2 separate regions of the Mus musculus genome follow, and region 2 is linked to region 1. A link is a loop called in an ENCODE intact Hi-C map of the cell type or tissue named here. Cell type or tissue: gastrocnemius. All regions are shown on one strand.

Evidence for each region. A loop is a pair of places that touch in the nucleus more often than their neighbours do. Peaks named below come from ENCODE experiments on the same cell type or tissue, not always from the same donor. Only the 100,000 strongest peaks of a DNase experiment are listed, where the experiment ranks them.
Region 2: a loop joins it to region 1, with 6 times the contacts of the local background. A loop is called at or near these places in 9 of 42 quality-filtered maps.

Annotation. Positions count from the first base shown.
Region 1 is chr17:26,912,182-26,920,181 of GRCm38, forward strand. It overlaps Kifc5b (kinesin family member C5B), which reads left to right and starts at 4,910. Exons shown (of 11, transcript NM_053173.2): 1 at 4,910-5,104. The coding sequence starts at 5,087. In gastrocnemius, no CTCF peak of the experiment used is centred here; a DNase peak (open chromatin) is centred at 4,760; H3K4me3 peaks cover 1,347 bases; H3K27ac peaks cover 846 bases.
Region 2 is chr17:26,967,611-26,975,610 of GRCm38, forward strand. Syngap1 (synaptic Ras GTPase activating protein 1 homolog (rat)) reads left to right here. Exons shown (of 19, transcript NM_001281491.2): 19 at 2,889-4,824. The coding sequence ends at 3,035. It overlaps Zbtb9 (zinc finger and BTB domain containing 9), which reads left to right and starts at 5,569. Exons shown (of 2, transcript NM_001005916.2): 1 at 5,569-5,704; 2 at 5,946-8,000. The coding sequence starts at 6,013. The coding sequence ends at 7,392. In gastrocnemius, no CTCF peak of the experiment used is centred here; DNase peaks (open chromatin) are centred at 3,813, 5,030 and 5,517; H3K4me3 peaks cover 2,336 bases; H3K27ac peaks cover 1,585 bases.

The sequences.
Region 1 (8,000 bases):
CCCTACTTGGTGCTACTGACAATGCCCACCGCGGTCAAAGTGGAAGGAATCCCCACTTGGGTCCACGCATCCCACGTCAAGAGAGAACCCCCTGGAGTCAGCCATGATGAGTGGACTTTGGAGAAGACTACTAATCCTTTTAAGTTGTGCCTGCTTTGTAGGAGCCATCCCAAAGGACTTCAACCCCCACAGTCCTGTTCAACAAACGTGGGAGGTACTCAATGAGGGGGGTAGGGCTGTATGGACAATCGCCGAGGTACACCCTCTGTGGACTTGGTGGCCTGATCTTTTCCCTGACATCTGTAAGTTGGCTATAGGAGCCCCTCCTGGATGGGACTTGGAGGGGTACCCTGACATTCAGAGGGTACCTTTAACACCCCCTCCGTATGTAGAAAAACATTCGAGAGACCCATGGGGTGGTTGCTCTAACCAAAGAAGTATGCTTCGAACTCATCCCTTCTATGTCTGCCCCGGGCCCCACCGAAGTCAGTCCCTCAATTCAACATGTGGAGGTAAGGCTGACTTCTTTTGCAAGAGCTGGGGTTGCGAGACACTTCAGGTACAGCCCGCTGAAAGCCCTCCTCGAGCTGGGACTATATTAGAGTAACAGCCAACTATTCCCTAGCGTCTTATGTACCTGGAGGATTTGACCTAGACGAGTGTACTGACTGGTGCCATCCGCTCCGTGTCACCTTCACTGAACCAGGGAAAAGAGCTCTGGGATGGACAAAAGGGTATACCTGGGGTCTTAGGATTTACAAGAAAAGATATGATGAGGGATTATTGTTCACTATCAGATTAAAAATAGAGACCCCCTACAATCCTTTAGGCCCCCAACCAAGTCCACACCCCTCACCCATATTATTACTCAGCCTACTCCAGTGATTGCGGACCCCCTTAATATGGCCGCTATCACCCAACCTCCCACTCCTCATGTATCTCTAACTATTACCCCCGCGATTCCTTCAACAATGTTTAACCTAGTGAGAGGAGCCTTTTATGCCCTTAATAGAACTGATCCAAGCGCTACTGAGGACTGCTGGCTATGCCTGTCCTCTGGTCCGCCTTATTATGAAGGAATCGCCTTCAATGGAGATTTCAACAGAACCAGCAGCCATACTTCCTGCTCTTGGGGAACAGGACAAAAACTGACCATGACTGAAGTATCCGCGAGGAATCCAGGTCTCTGCATAGGCATCCCACCTTCCACTCACAAACACCTATGCGGACAAATTCAGTCCGTGTCCAGAACGGAAGCTAATTACTATCTTGTATCTTCCCCATACCTTCAAAACCAGTACCAGGGTGACACTTACACATTACCAAGCACAGCTGTAGCACAAGGTTCAAGTTGGCTATCTCTGGAACATAGCTTCTTTATGCTCTCAGGAAACACTTCCCAGAAGATTTCACCTCAGTGATGCTGGTTTTTTCTTAATCATCACTAATTTCTTAGCTCCAGTCAACCAGCATCAATTATCCCAGTAGTTCCTTCTATTCTGGACTCTAAAGCCAGAGCCATGTGTCCAAAGCTGCCAAATTCTGCTGCTTGCTGGGGCTGAAACATGGCCCCTTGTTCTATCACATTATCACCAGCTTTCAGGGTTTTTTTTTTTTTTTCGGTTTTTTGTTTTGTTTTGGTTTTGGTTTTTCGAGACAGGGTTTCTCTATATAGCCCTGGCTGTCCTGGAACTCACTCTGTAGACCAGGCTGGCCTCGAACTCAGAAATCCGCCTGCTTCTGCCTCCTGAGTGCTGGGCTTAAAGGCGTGTGACACCACCGCCCTGCTGAGTCTCTTATCCTTAGCCTCAGGCAGACTCTTCAGAAAAGGGCAAGAAGTAGTCACATTCTACACCAAATACCACAAGAATACTCTCTAGGCCACATATTGATATTCTCCCCTGAAACCTCTTGGGCCAGGTCTGCACAATTCAAATTACTCTCAAAAACAAAATCTTCTATATTCCAACTAGAATAGCCCATTAAGTCTCATTTAAAGCATTCCAGGCCAGGCGTGGTGGCATATGCCTTTAAGCCCAGCACTCAGGAGGCAGAGGCAGGCGGATTTCTGAGTTCGAGGCCAGCCTGGTCTACAGAGTAAGTTCTAGGACAGCCAGAGCTATACAGAGAAACCCTGCCTTGAAAAACAAAACAAAACAAAACAAAGAAAGGAAGGAAGGAAGGAAGGAAGGAAGGAAGGAAGAAGGAAAAAGGAAAAAAAAAGCATTCCACTGCTTTCCAAACCCAAAGTCCCCAAATCCACATTCTTCCAAACAAAACCATGGTCAGGCCCATCACAGCAACACCCCAGTCCCTGGTACCAACGTCTGTCTTAGTTAAGGGTTTTACTGCTGTGAACAGATACCATGACCAAGGCAAGTCTTATTTTTTTTTTTTTTTTAAGATTTATTTATTTATTTATTATATGTAAGTACATTGTAGCTGTCTTCAGACACTCCAGAAGAGGGAGTCAGATCTCGTTACGGATGGTTGTGAGCCACCATGTGGTTGCTGGGATTTGAACTTCAGACCTTCGGAAGAGCAGTCGGGTGCTCTTACCCACTGAGCCATCTCACCAGCCCCCAAGGCAAGTCTTATAAAGAACAACATTTAATTGGGGCTGGCTTACAGGTTCCTAGGTTTAGTCCATTATCATCCAGGCAGGCATGGTGCAGGAGGAGCTGAGAGTTCAACAACTTCATCTAAAGGCTGCTAGCAGCATACTGGCTTCTAGGCAGCTAGGAGTAGGGTCTTAAAGCCCACACCCACAGTGACACGCCTACTCCAAAAAGGGAACACCTCCAAATAGTGCCACTCCCTGGGCCAAGCATATACAAACCCTGACTATTGGCAAGGTTAAGCCTAAAGCAAATAACTAAAACAAGTATTTGTTTAAAATCAGGTCTACCTAATAGAAGGATTACATATTGCCTCTCAAACCCCTCAGAGCTCTGCTGACTATTGCATTTACGGTTCCCCTGACCACAAATACCAGCTCCTGATAGCAGCAGGAGGCTGTCTCCAAAGAAGATTTGCAGCAACTCACTCCCCTGGAGCTCGCTTCAAGTGTGGTACTACTGACCACTGGGCAAAGAACTGCCTGCTGGCAGGGCCTGCCCAAGTTGTTGGGTTGACTGTTTCACCAAGGTGAGTCCGTTCTCCCAAGTTCTTTCTCTGCAGAAAAATCTCTCAGACCTTCTGGGTGTGGCTGCTGCAGTCTCCAGCTGCTCTGCCTGACAGCTGAAGACTGACCTAGCCCCCAAAGAAGCCACTGAGATCACATACTGTGAGGATCCTGGGCTGGCTGGGGGTAAACCTCTGTTATTCTAATTGATACATAAGGAAGATATTTGTTTTCCCTTTGCTGTCCAGATGTGTCCTTCTCAGAGCTGATAGCCTTGGAGCTCTGGCTGCATCAGAGTCCTTCCTGAGCCAGCTCCTATCCCAAGGCTGCAGGGGCCAGGTCAGTCCATCCCATGTGTAAAATCTCACAGGTTGGTTTACCTTGCTGTCAAGCTTCATGCCAAGAAAGATAAACTCCCAAAACAGGTTTCAGTAGAAGACAAACTCATATTCTATCACACAATAAAACTTTTGCTTTTTTTCTAGAAAGTCACTAGGGAAATACTGTCTAGTTTAAAATTATAACCAGTTTGTAAAATTATAACCAGAAATTTTTTAGTGTTCCCTCATTAACATTTGTAGACTTGGAAACATCTCAAGTAAGAGGGCTGTAGATTTACAACTTGGTGTCAAGAAACATACTGTTTATTTACCCAGTTATGTATGTATGTGTGTATGTATGTATGTATGTATGTATGTATGTATGTATGTATGCAGGTATGCATGTGTGTATTTCTTTATTTAAGACAGGGATTCTCTACAAAGCCCTGGCTGCCCTGGAATTTACTTTGTAGACCCGGTTGGCCTTGAACTCAAGAGATCTGTCTGCCTCTGCATTCTGAGTACTGGGAACTGGGATTAAAGGTGTGTGCCACCAAGCCTGGCTTATAGTTTTGTTTTGATTTTTTAATCTAAAAGATTGTTTATTGACCTGGGCATGGTGGCACAGGGTAGCCCTGGCATCTCTAAGTTCAAGGCCAGCCTGTTCTACAAATAGAATTCCAAGACAATCAGGGCTACACAGAGAAACCCAATCTCGAAAAAACAAAATAAATATATAATTTATGTTATTTATATATATTATATATGCTTATATATAATAGGTATTATTGAGTATATATTATGTATATGTGTAAAGATATGTTTATGTATATAATACATATTGTTTATGTATAATATATATTATTGGAGGCAGGAGGGGCACAGAAAACTTTGTGGCGAATTAGTTCTCACCTTCCACATTATATGAGTTTCAGGGATAACCAGTTTGCTATCCTCCCGGACCTGCTCTAGACTTATGACTTTATTACATCTCCAGATATGGGCTCCAATTTTTCTTTTACTTTTTTTCTTTTTTGAGGACAGGTCAGCGCCATCAACCAGCTCCCACTTTTCGGACCTGAGAAAGCGGACCAAGAGCAACCTCGGTTTAACAGTCTCCAGTCTACAGGTTTGTCGAGGAGGTGTGCAGGTTCAGCAGCAGCCGCTAGGTGGCGCTCGCTCCGCCCCGACACCGCTCAGGCACCTTTGCACATGCGTATTGCCTCCCCCACGCCACTCCTCCACACACGCGCACTTCTGACGCAACCAGAGGCCTAGCTCCGCGCTCCGGAGGGGGAGAGGGAGAAATAAGGAAGAGCGGATCCGGAAGTAGGATCCAAGGGGTCTAGTTCTCTTGCTCCGGCGGACTAGAAGAGTCGCGACTCAGGGGGCGTGGCCCCGGAGGCGGAGGGCGCCGTGATTGGCTCGCGACCGCAGCGCCGGCGCGGATTGGCCTCTGCGGATTGAAGTGCGTTGACTGCGCGGAGGTTGAAATTCAAAAGTGACTGGTGTGGCGGATTGGCTTGGCCGATTGGCCTGGCGAATTGGCCTGGCTCCGACGTTTTGCGGCGCGAGCCCTTGAGAGGACGCGGGTCTCGTCACCCTGCCTGCTGCCTTTGCATCCCTTCCTGTGCGGACCACCATGGACGTGCAGGCGCAGGTGAGTGCGGCGGTGACGGCCTGGCGCCAATAGCGGAGGACGCAGGCCGGCCGCCCGGAGACCCGAGTCCCGGGGACAGGTCGGGGCAAGCCGTCCTGCAGGGGAGGGTCGCACCGCCTCGCGCCCAGGACACCAGCGGCCGAGTCAGTGAGGGCACACACACACACACACACACACACACACACACACACACACACACGGCGAGGTCCCAGGACAGTCGCTGCGACGTTGGTCCGCCATTCCAGTCGTGCAGGCGCTACCATCCCGTGTCCCTTATCCCCCTCCAGCATTTCCCATTTCGAATTCTCAAGCGGATTCGACATGTTTGTGCTTCTCAGTTCTTGCAGATCGCCTTGTGGGAGAAGCGAGGGTTCTGAGAGAAGCCTTGTCGCTTGTCCGCAAAGTACATTTCTTGCTGATATCCTGTTGTGTTGCTGCTGGATCGAGATAGAGGAAGGGGAGAGGAGAAATGGGGGCATCGGCCCAGAGGATCCTTATTCCCTCGCCTGCCTCTTCCTTTTGCTCATTTGGACTGCTGACTAGTTTATGGGGGTGCCCTTCTCCACCACAAGCATCTGAGGCGTATGTGTGTGGTAATTAATGGACTGATCTCTCTGGTGTCAGGAAAGACCGGCCTGCATTCTTTGTTTACCAGCATTTCAGTCTAGACTGACTCACAGTCGGTGTTCAGCTTGAAGAGACTTTCTGGTATACTCACAGCCAAAAGGGAGAGCACTGCACTGTGACAGGTGACAGTTAAAAAGTAAAATAGTTTTTCTCAGATTTGTTCCTGCAGTATTTGCCAAGCATCTTCTGGCCCTGCACAGCTGTACTTATGTAGGAGACAGGAGTCCTAGCTACCAGTGAGCTGACAGTCCCTGGGGAGACAGACATAATACAATTTGTATCTCTATTGGGAGGGAGTGAAGGACTGTAAAGGTTCAAGCAGATGGAAGGGGAAGAAGAAAGCTAGGAGGAGCAACATTAAGGTACGAGTTAAAACTGGAAGGAAGAGGTCTGTGGTGCAGTGCTAGGGAGCATCCAAGAAACACACCTGGGTCTATAATCCCCTGAACCAAAAGCAACAAACCATCCTGAGGTCCGTTGTGCACCTGAGGTCACCTGTGAGGAGGCTCAGACCAGAGCTTGGAGATTCAGGCCATTGATACATTGTCTCCAAAAAAAAAAAAAAAAAAAAAAAAAAAAAAAAAAGAGGAAAACAAACCCAAAAGAAGCAATATATATTTGATCTAGTAACCTGAAGCTGGTAGCATGCCCAAGTATAGCAGGGTTTGCTTGCTGATTTTTTGTTGTTGTTTTGTTTGGTTTTGTTGGGGTTTTTTTGGGTGGTAGTGGTAGTTGTTTTCCCTGTGTAGCCCTGGCTGTCCTGGAATTTACTCTGTAGACCAGGCTGGCCTCAAACTCAGAAAACCTCCTGCCTCTGCCTCCCGAGTGCTGGGATTAAAGGCGTGCACCACTACGCCCGGCTAGTAGTGCTTTTCAATTAGTAATAAAGTTGGGTTTTTGTTTTTTGAAATAGGGTCTTACCATGTTACTTTGGCGAGTCTAGAACTGGCTAGAACTGGTCTACCCACTGCTGCTTCCAGAGGGTTGGGGTCACTGCTCCTGACTTTGTTGTTGTTTACTTTTTAGGAAAATGTATGAGAACCAATTTAGTGAACATCTTTCTTTTTTATATACATCACTGTCAAGGTGTGACTTTTGACATTATGGTGTAACATTGTTCTCTACAAACTCTGCCTTCCACATAGCTTAGCCTGGGATGCATATGGCTGTGGCAGCTAAGGAATTGGTTACTGTAATTGGTTACTGTACTGGCTAGTTTGTGTCAACTTGACACAGGCTGGAGTTATCACAGAGAAAGGAGCTTCAGTTGGGGAAATGCCTCCAGGAGATCCAGCTGTAAGGCATTTTTTTAACTAGTGATCAAGGGGGGAGGTCACCTTGTGGGTGGTGCCATCTCTGGACTGGTAGTCTTGCTCTCTTCTATAAGAGAGCAGGCTGAGCAAGCCAGGGGAAGCAAGCCAGTAAGGAACATCCCTCCATGGCCTCTGTATCAGCTCCTGCTTCCTGACCTGCTTGAGTTCCAGTCCTGACTTCCTTGGTGATGAACAGCAGTATGGAAGTGTAAGCTGAATAAACCCTTTCCTCCCCAACTTGCTTCTTGGTCATGATGTTTGTGCAGGAATAGAAACCCTGACTAAGACAGGTACTTTTTAAGTTATAGAGATGCTGCAACCCCCTTGTCCTGTCCTGTCCCTAACACCACCCCATCCATGTAGCCCAGACTGACCTGGAATTTTATGTAGCTGTGGATGGATGGCCAGGACAGCTTCTTTTAATGCTTCTAGCCAGAGAGTCAGTGAGTTGAGTGCAAAGTTTAAAGTGCACACGAGCTGAGGGAGACTGGAAACAGTGGTGGGCACATGCTCGGGTTCACTGCCAGACAGTTCAAGTAGTGCTGCAGCTATCAGCTTGGAGAGCTTAGGATTTGCAACCAAAGCTGTCTGTTTATTTACTCTGGGGTGTGTGTGGCTGCCAGTGAATGCCCTTATCTCCTGAGCTCCCTAACCAGCCTTTCTGTTTTTGTGCTGGGATTGAATGGTTCTCGCCACATGTTCTACTCACAGGCCATCTCCAAGTCTCTTTTGTTCATTTGTCCAATTGTAGTTAAACAGCCTTGCTAAGTTGCCTAGGCCAGCCTCAAGCTTGGAATCTTTCTGCCTCACCCTCTCCAATAGCTGGGATTATAGGCATCTGCCATCATGCTTAACCAAGATCATTATCCCGAAGCTGGACCAAAAGCAGTTAGTTCATTAGGCTTTGTAATATGTCCAGGGGACCAGGTGTGGAGGCATATGTTTATAGTCCCAGC
Region 2 (8,000 bases), 55 kb after region 1:
TAACCACCAGGCATCCCTGCCACCACCACCAAGCTTCCTGACCCCATGACCCCACTCTCTCCCCCTGCAGCTCCTCATCAGGTAATTCTCCTGGTTCCGCTTTGACCACGGGCGGAGGACACTGGGGGAGGTGACTCCGGACCACTGCAGGTTGGTGGTGAAGCCCACCCCCTCCAACTCTCTGGAGCCTCTCCCCTCTCACTGCTGTGCACCACACCCAGAGACCCTCCACAGACCCCTCCCTCCCGACACCTCCTGCACAGACCCCTTCCCAAGGTACAACCAGAGCTCACCTGCTGACACCCCACACCTACCCTTTGATGCCTAGTAGTACCAAATTGGACCCTTAGAAAGACCAAGCAGAGTTACAGGCTTCCCAGTTCTCTCCAGACTGGCCCACCAGCCACCTCCTGGCACCACCCTCCTTTCCTCTACCTATCCAGTGTCTGTCTGTCACCCCCCATTTCACCAGAGCGTCCTTGGGAGCTGGGATGTTGGAGTGGGTGGGACAGGGTGGAGGGATACTGCGCTGGGGCCAGGCTAGAGAGCTGTGCTGACTCCAGCAGGTAGGTCAGGTTCCTGCTTCCTCTCCTGATCCCTCACCCCCTCCTGCTGTGGCCTTCTTTGCTCCTTCTCCTTTGCACCTGTGAGGCAGAAGGAATCTGAGGCCTCCTTAGTTCTGCTGGGCGGAAGCCCTGGAAGAGCTGCTGTTGAGATGTCCTGGCAGTGACAGAGCAGGCAGCACAGGCGAGCACAGGTCCTGGGCAGATTTGAGGCCGGACTGTGAGTCACAAGTGAGGGAAAACTGCTCCCTAGAATGTATTCAGGGGCTCAGTCGCCAGATTTAGTACCAGGCAGGGACACCAGGAACAGCATGTTAAATAGCCTCTTCTGGCAGAGCCCAAGTTGCTGTTGGTAATGCCACTCATCTCTCCCACTGCCGCCCAGGAGCCTTTCAGGACACATATCCTACCTAAAAGCCAGTGAATAGGGAGCTGTCGGGTCCACCTGTCCCGAGGCACGTTTCTGTGGGAAGGATCTGTGGTGGGCAGTGGCTCCACAGTGTAATTTTTACTCTCTGCCTGCCCGGCCTCTGTCACAGTTGTCAGTGATCTGTAAATAAATGCTGAGAGACACCAAGGAGCCTCACCATTTAAAGAGGACTCCTGCAGTGAATTCTTTTGTAAAATGAATAATGGTACCCTAATTTATCCAGTTTCTAAATTTGGGTTCATGAGGGCGTAGGGGGCATGCCCATGTGTCGTTATGAGCAGACATGCAGAGTGGAGACGATCTGGGGTTCCTTCCCTGCTCTCCTGCTGTGTGTGCTCAGGGTCTTCCACGACTGACTGCCTGGGACATACCCTGAGCCCAGAGGGTAGCTTGTCTAAGGTTATATTTGGGGTGGCCTTGTAACAACAGGTGAGTCTTTGATTCTGATACGGAGGTGGGGGAAGCTGATCTCGGGAGGCTGCATTTTTTTTGTGTGTCCTTTGGAGATAGGGTCAGATATAACTACATGCTGCCCTACCTAAATGTCTTGTAGCTTAGACAGTAATTTGGTTATTTGTTCCAAACTATTTGTAGGCTTTGATCTCACTGCAGCCCAGCTGCTACTTAAACCTAATAGAATTCATTTTAAGTTGGATTTTAAAGGCCAAGTACGTGTCCAACATTGTGGGGCCACACGGCCCCCTCTTCCAGCACAGACACAGAAGGCTGCGTTGAGAGGAGGAGCCATGAAGTGGGTAAAAGAGCCATAGAAGCTTCTGAAAATAGGCCCAAGAGTGGCCTCTAGGGTCTGCTACTCAAGCTGGAAACCTGGGGAGGGGAACCAAGGCAGAAGAAGGATGGAGGGTTGGGAGGAAGGGACAGCCAGTCTGGGAATTCACTCTGGGCACAGTGAATGGCTTTAAACCAGTGGTTCTCAACCTGTGGGTCATGCGCCCTTTGGGGTCTAACAAGCCCTTTACAGGAGTTCCCACATCCGATATGTACATTATGATTCATAATGGTAGCAAAAGTACAGTACTGAAGCAGCGACAAAATAATTGGATGGTTGGGGTGACCACATGAGGAACTCTATTAAAGGGCTGCAGCATTAGGAAGGCAAGGGCCACTGCTCTAATATTGGGAGTCTTCCTACAAGATGTCGCTCCACATCACCTCCCAAATCCCTTCCTGTTTCCACTACAGTCAAACCTAGTTTGGGATGTTATATTTGAAAGGTCCACTCTGATAGCTGACAAAACTGAATGACAACGTCTATTTAGGGAAATGCCTGTCTTTCAAACACAGTAAGTAGAACTCTGTGCACAAGGCTTCCTGCCACACAGGCCCTCAGGGAGCACACATACAGAATGAAGTCTGTTTGCTGGCATAGGTTAAGTCCCCTCCTACAGACATGTTTTCCACCAATTTGTTTAGTACAGTCTTTTTTTTTCACAGATAAAGGAAAACTCAAGTCCTGGTTTTGTTCAAATTATTAACAAACTTCCAGATCTGTAGGGGTTTGCACTAATGAGGTTTTACTGTACTGCCTCCTCTGTTTCCTCAGTGCGTTCTGGGAAGTTCCTGCCTGGGGTGGAGGGTGCTGGGAGGGGGCTCCATGGAAGTGGGGCTGAGGGGGGGGTAACAGTTCCTGAAGTGGGCATTATATTGGAGGGAAGGTGAGAGCTAGCAGGTTTTGAGCTGGTTTTCTGGTGTAAGTCTGGTTCAAAGGCTCCTGGTAGGAGTTGGGGTGAGGTTTCCTGGAGGTGAGAAACAAACAGGAGAAGGGTGGACATGGCTGTGGCTGGGCTGGGTTTGGGTGAGCACAGCTTGGGGCCACATCCTGGCCCCGCGAAGCGTCTCAATAAGTCCGCGCTCTCCTCTTTGGTGTCTTGCAGGAGAGGCAGCTTCCCCCCTTGGGTCCAACAAACCCGCGTGTGACGCTGGCCCCACCTTGGAACGGCCTGGCCCCCCCAGCCCCACCCCCCCCACCCCGGCTGCAGATCACAGAGAACGGCGAGTTCCGGAACACCGCAGACCACTAGCCCACCCAGCATCACAGACCTCCTTCCCTGTGCACCCTACCCCAGCCCACCCAGCGTCACAGACCTCCTTCCTTGTGCACCCCACCCTGGAACATCACCAACCACCAGGACTGGACGTCGCCAAGGGACAGCGGGATTGTCTCCCTTAATGCCTCCTTGGGGCACCCATCTGCCGACCCCACTACTCCATTCTAGGAGGGAGAGTGGGACCCTCAGCTGCCCTCTTTCACCCCAGTACACCACCTACCCCACACAGACCCCTTCACTCTGGGGTGCTATCCCTGTCCTCTGCCTCATAGTTCCCCTGAGCACTGGGGGGACAGACCCTCACCCCCACACTGGGGGTGTGGCACCTCCAAACTTTCAACTTCAGGGTGATTTTTTAGCAGTAACCAGAGCTGACAATCTATAACTCCCCTCTACCACCCCATTTTGGCCTCCCCTGCCCCCCCTTGTTATGGGGAGGGGACCCCGGGTGAGGGGGCCCTATTACCCCTTGATTTCTCAGGAGCGTCTGGGGGGGCTCAGCACGCACAAACTCCTTCTCCTCTTTCCACTCTTACATTAACTCTCCCCACCCAGAACCCAGATGGGGTGGAGGGGGCCACCGGGGCAGGGAGGGGGCGGCAAGGGGGGAATGGGAGTTGCCTCCCCTTCTTCCCACACCTGATCTGCTCTTGGCTGGTCCCAGAGCGGGGTGAGGGGGCTTATGCCCCCCCCTCCCCCAGTGTGTTGGGTGGGGTGGAATTGAGGTTTGGATGAGGGGGTTAGGGTATAGGAGGCCATGTGTGTTGGGTTGTGGAGGGACAGACTAGCTGATCTGCCCTACCCTGACATGCAGCCAGCCCTCTACCCCTTCCCTCTCTTGTCTCTACTCCCATGGGGAGGGGGGAACTTACTCTAGGAAAAGCCATGTCTCTCTCCCCCAGGATGGGGGGACCTGTGTTGGAGGATGGGTGTTTGGGGGCCCCCTTACATGACTCTGTCCCCTGGGGGAGGTAGGACAGGGCTGGGCTTCCCTCTCACCCTCACCCTCACCCAGTCTCCCTCCCTCCCGCCAGCTCCATGCTTTTTCGGTGTTTTTCTGTACATAGCTCTCTGGCGGTATAGGGGAGGTAGGATGGATGGGGTTTGGGGTGGGTAGGCCATGGAAGGGGAGAAACCCCTCCCGGGTACCCCCTCTTCTCTGACTGCTGCCCCCTACCCAGCCTTGTCTCTTCACTCCTTGCGTTTGGTATTGAGAATTCTTCCCAGACTCCAGACTCGATCTTTCTTTTGTATGGACAGCTCTCCTTCGGTCTAACCCTCTACATACACCCACCCAGCCGGGGCCAAATTTATACTTATATAAAAGTTGTAAATATGTGAAATTTTATCCCATGCCCTTTCCTCTGCTTTCCCCATCAGGCCTTACCCTTGAACCTCCTCCCTCCTCTTTGGCTGTTGTAATTATCTGGGGTTTGTACTGTACATAATTGGGGAGGGGGGCTGGGAGGCGACCCCTCTGTACAGAGCTTCCTGGCTCCCTAGCCCCACCCCTCACTTCCCTCCCCACCCACCACCTTAAGAGTAGGGAGAAGATCTTCTTACTCTTTTTTTTTTTTTTTTTTTTTGCTGTTTGTTTACTCGTTCTCCTTCCTGCCCCTGCTCCCAGACTCTTGGTCCCCCACCACTGCCCCCCCTTTTCTCCCACTCCCAGGCCCATTTCCTTTTTTTTTTTTTCTTTTCTTTTCTGGAGTGTGTGGTGAAACAGAAAAATCATGTTTAATAAACGGAGATTGTTCTTTTATCACTGGGCTGACTTTTATTTATTTTTGGATTTTCAAGACAGAGAGTCTCCTTGTGTGGCTCTGGCTGGCCTGGAACTCTGTAGACCAGGGTGGCCTTGATTGAACTCAAGAGATCTGCCTGCCCCTGCCTCCAAAGTGCTGGGACTAAGTGCTGCCTCCCCCGGCGTTGGGCCGACTTTTTAGCCCGGGGTCTCCAGAACGACCTGAAGGGTGACAGGGACTACTTTTGGAAAGAACAGTCCTCTTACATTACACACTATACCACCCAGTCAGGAGAACAATATATACCGCAGGGTCTTCCTGGTGAAACTCACACTCCCGCTCTCTCTCCGCCGCAGCACTGGACTCGCTTTAGCGCCCCAAAGACTCCAAGTGCAGGGTCTGTGCAAGACCCTCTTGACTTAGGGCTTAATTGTGAGGACGCTCCTCTGCGAAATGGAGGAAAGGACCCAGGTCCTCAGCAAGCGTGCGCTCCAGACTTCAGACCCGGTTGTCCCGCGTGCACGCGGAGGGCAGCAGCACCTACCTCGCGCGGCGGGACGAGGGAAGCAAGCCTTACTGCGGAGCCCGTGGCTCCCCTCACTGCTACTCCAGAACTGAGGGAACCGCCTTCCACTTCCGCCGCCCTCCCCAAGCCCCGGCCCTCCGTCCGCACAGCCAATGAGGAGACGGCTTGTAGGCTGCCGCTCTCCCATTGGCTGCAGAACTGGTCCCGCCCTCCGTGCCTGGCCGCATTGGCGTCCGGCGGAACTGCGGTAGCTTCCGGCCGGCCAGGCGCACTGGCGGTTGAGGTGCTCCGACGCGGTCGCGCGTGCGGTGGGGGCGTGTCGGTGGGACGTCGCGGGGCCGGAGCTCACTGAGCCGGCCGGAGCGAGCACGGTGAGGAGGGGCGAGCGGTGGCGGAGGGCGACCGGAGCCGGCGAGGTGGGGCGCCATCCCTTCCCTCCTTAGCTTCCGCTGGGCCTGGAGGTGTAAACCCTGGTGTTTTGTTGGGTTTCCTGGTGGGCGGAACTAATATACAGAAGCTTGTCACCGAAGAGTTTTCAAGGGTCGGTGGCGAGCGGCTTGAGACAGGTCTCATACCCCGAACTTGTGTGACCCCAGTCTCTTTCCTCCGCAGCCTTCACCCCGTATAGAACCCTGCACTGCCCGACTCCCCGGGATTTATTTCTCTTCCCGAGGTAGCCATGGATGCTTCGACTCCTTTGCCTCCCGCATCCTCATCTCCGAGATGCAACCCAGCCCCACAGACAATCCACATTGAGTTCCCTCATCATAGCTCTTCGCTGCTGGAATCCCTGAACCGCCACAGGCTGGAGGGAAAGTTCTGTGATGTGTCCCTCCTGGTTCAGGGCAGGGAACTTAGGGCTCACAAAGCAGTGTTGGCTGCTGCCTCTCCTTACTTCCATGACAAGCTGCTTTTGGGGGATGCGCCCCGACTGACTTTACCGAATGTCATCGAGGCCGATGCGTTCGAGGGACTGCTTCAGCTCATTTATTCAGGAAGCCTCCACCTGCCGCTGGATGCCCTCCCTGCCCATCTCCTTGTAGCCAGCGGCCTTCAGATGTGGCAAGTGGTAGATCGGTGCTCAGAGATTCTTCGAGAACTAGAAACGTCTGGTGGGATTTCAGCCGGTGGAAGAGCCTCCAGCCTCACACTTATTTCCACAACATCTTCAGGAGGCTGGTGCATTCGCTCTTCCCCTTTCCAGAACCCAGTACGCTCCTCTGCTTCTACAGAGAATTCTGTTCTCCCTGAGAGCCCCGCTGGAGGGGAGGGGAGTGAACTAGAAGGAATGTTACAGATTCAGGTGAAAGTAGAGGAGGAAGAGGAGCAGGGGTCAGCAGCTCCACTCTTTCAGACTCCTCAGCCGGAGAGAGTGTCGGGAGGGGTTTCCCAAGCTTGTGGATCCCACCCATTGCCTACACCTGCTCTTCCCAGCAAGCCTTCAGAGGATGAGAGCTCAACAGTAGATCCTCCTGCCCCTCCTGTACAAGCTTCCCAAATCTTATATGTGAATCAGGAAAACGTTGAGTGTAAGGAGGAGATAGCAAGAGGCACAAAGGAAAAGACCAAAGTACTATCTGGAGAGGACTCTGAGGAGAAGGAGGAGCTGAGATACTTGCTGTCCTCAGGAGGAGGGGAATCGTCTGGGGCAGGAGATCCATCGTGGAAACCAGTGGATCTTCATGGGAATGAAATCCTGTCAGGGGATGGAGGACCTGGAGGAACAGGGCAGGCTATGCATGGGCCTGTGAAGCTAGGAGGGACACCCCCTGCAGATGGGAAGTGCTTTGCTTGCTTGTGTGGAAAACGGTTTGCAGTAAAGCCGAAACGAGACCGACACATCATGTTGACGTTCAGCCTTCGCCCTTTTGGATGTGGCATCTGTAATAAACGTTTCAAGTTGAAGCATCATCTAACAGAGCACATGAAGACCCATGCGAGAGCTCTGCATGCGTGTCCCCATTGTGGCCGTCGATTCCGTGTCCAGGCCTTCTTCCTTCGCCACCGGGACTTATGCAAGGGCCAGGGCTGGCCCACTTACCACTGGACTTACAAATGACTACTGGTGCTCTCTAGTGATTTCTAGGACAAGATAGCCCCTGCTGCTGCTGGACTCTTACCTTCACCACCTCAGTCCTGGATTGTATAATCATTCCAAGAGATTATATATATTGTCATGAACCCCTTACTCTTGGGTATGGGTCTCACCCTGGTAGTCCAGGTTTAGACAGACTTTAGAAAATCATGCTTCTGGTCACTTAACCTAAATGGCCCTTTTTGTATTGATAGCCAGTGAAGGAACTGCTGAGCTCAGATTAATGAGAGAGGAGTTGGGGCATAGTCACCCAGTAACTCTTAACTTCATCTTCATGGGGGGGAGAGGGAGCTGGTCTCCAACTAGGAATGCATTTGATTCAGAGCTCAAGTAATTGCCAGACTAAGGTCTGAGCGGCTTCTCCCTCCCTGTTAGCAGTATTCTGTTTCTGTACTTTCTGTCATTTTCCAGATGCTTTTTAGGTTCTCACCAGTATACACCTTTCCCAAATATCCTTTTAAAAATACTTGAGTGGGGCTGGAGAGATGGCTCAGTTATTAAAAGCACTCTGCTCTTCTAGAAGTCCTGAGTTCAATTCCCAGCAACCACATGGTGGCTCACAACCATCTAAA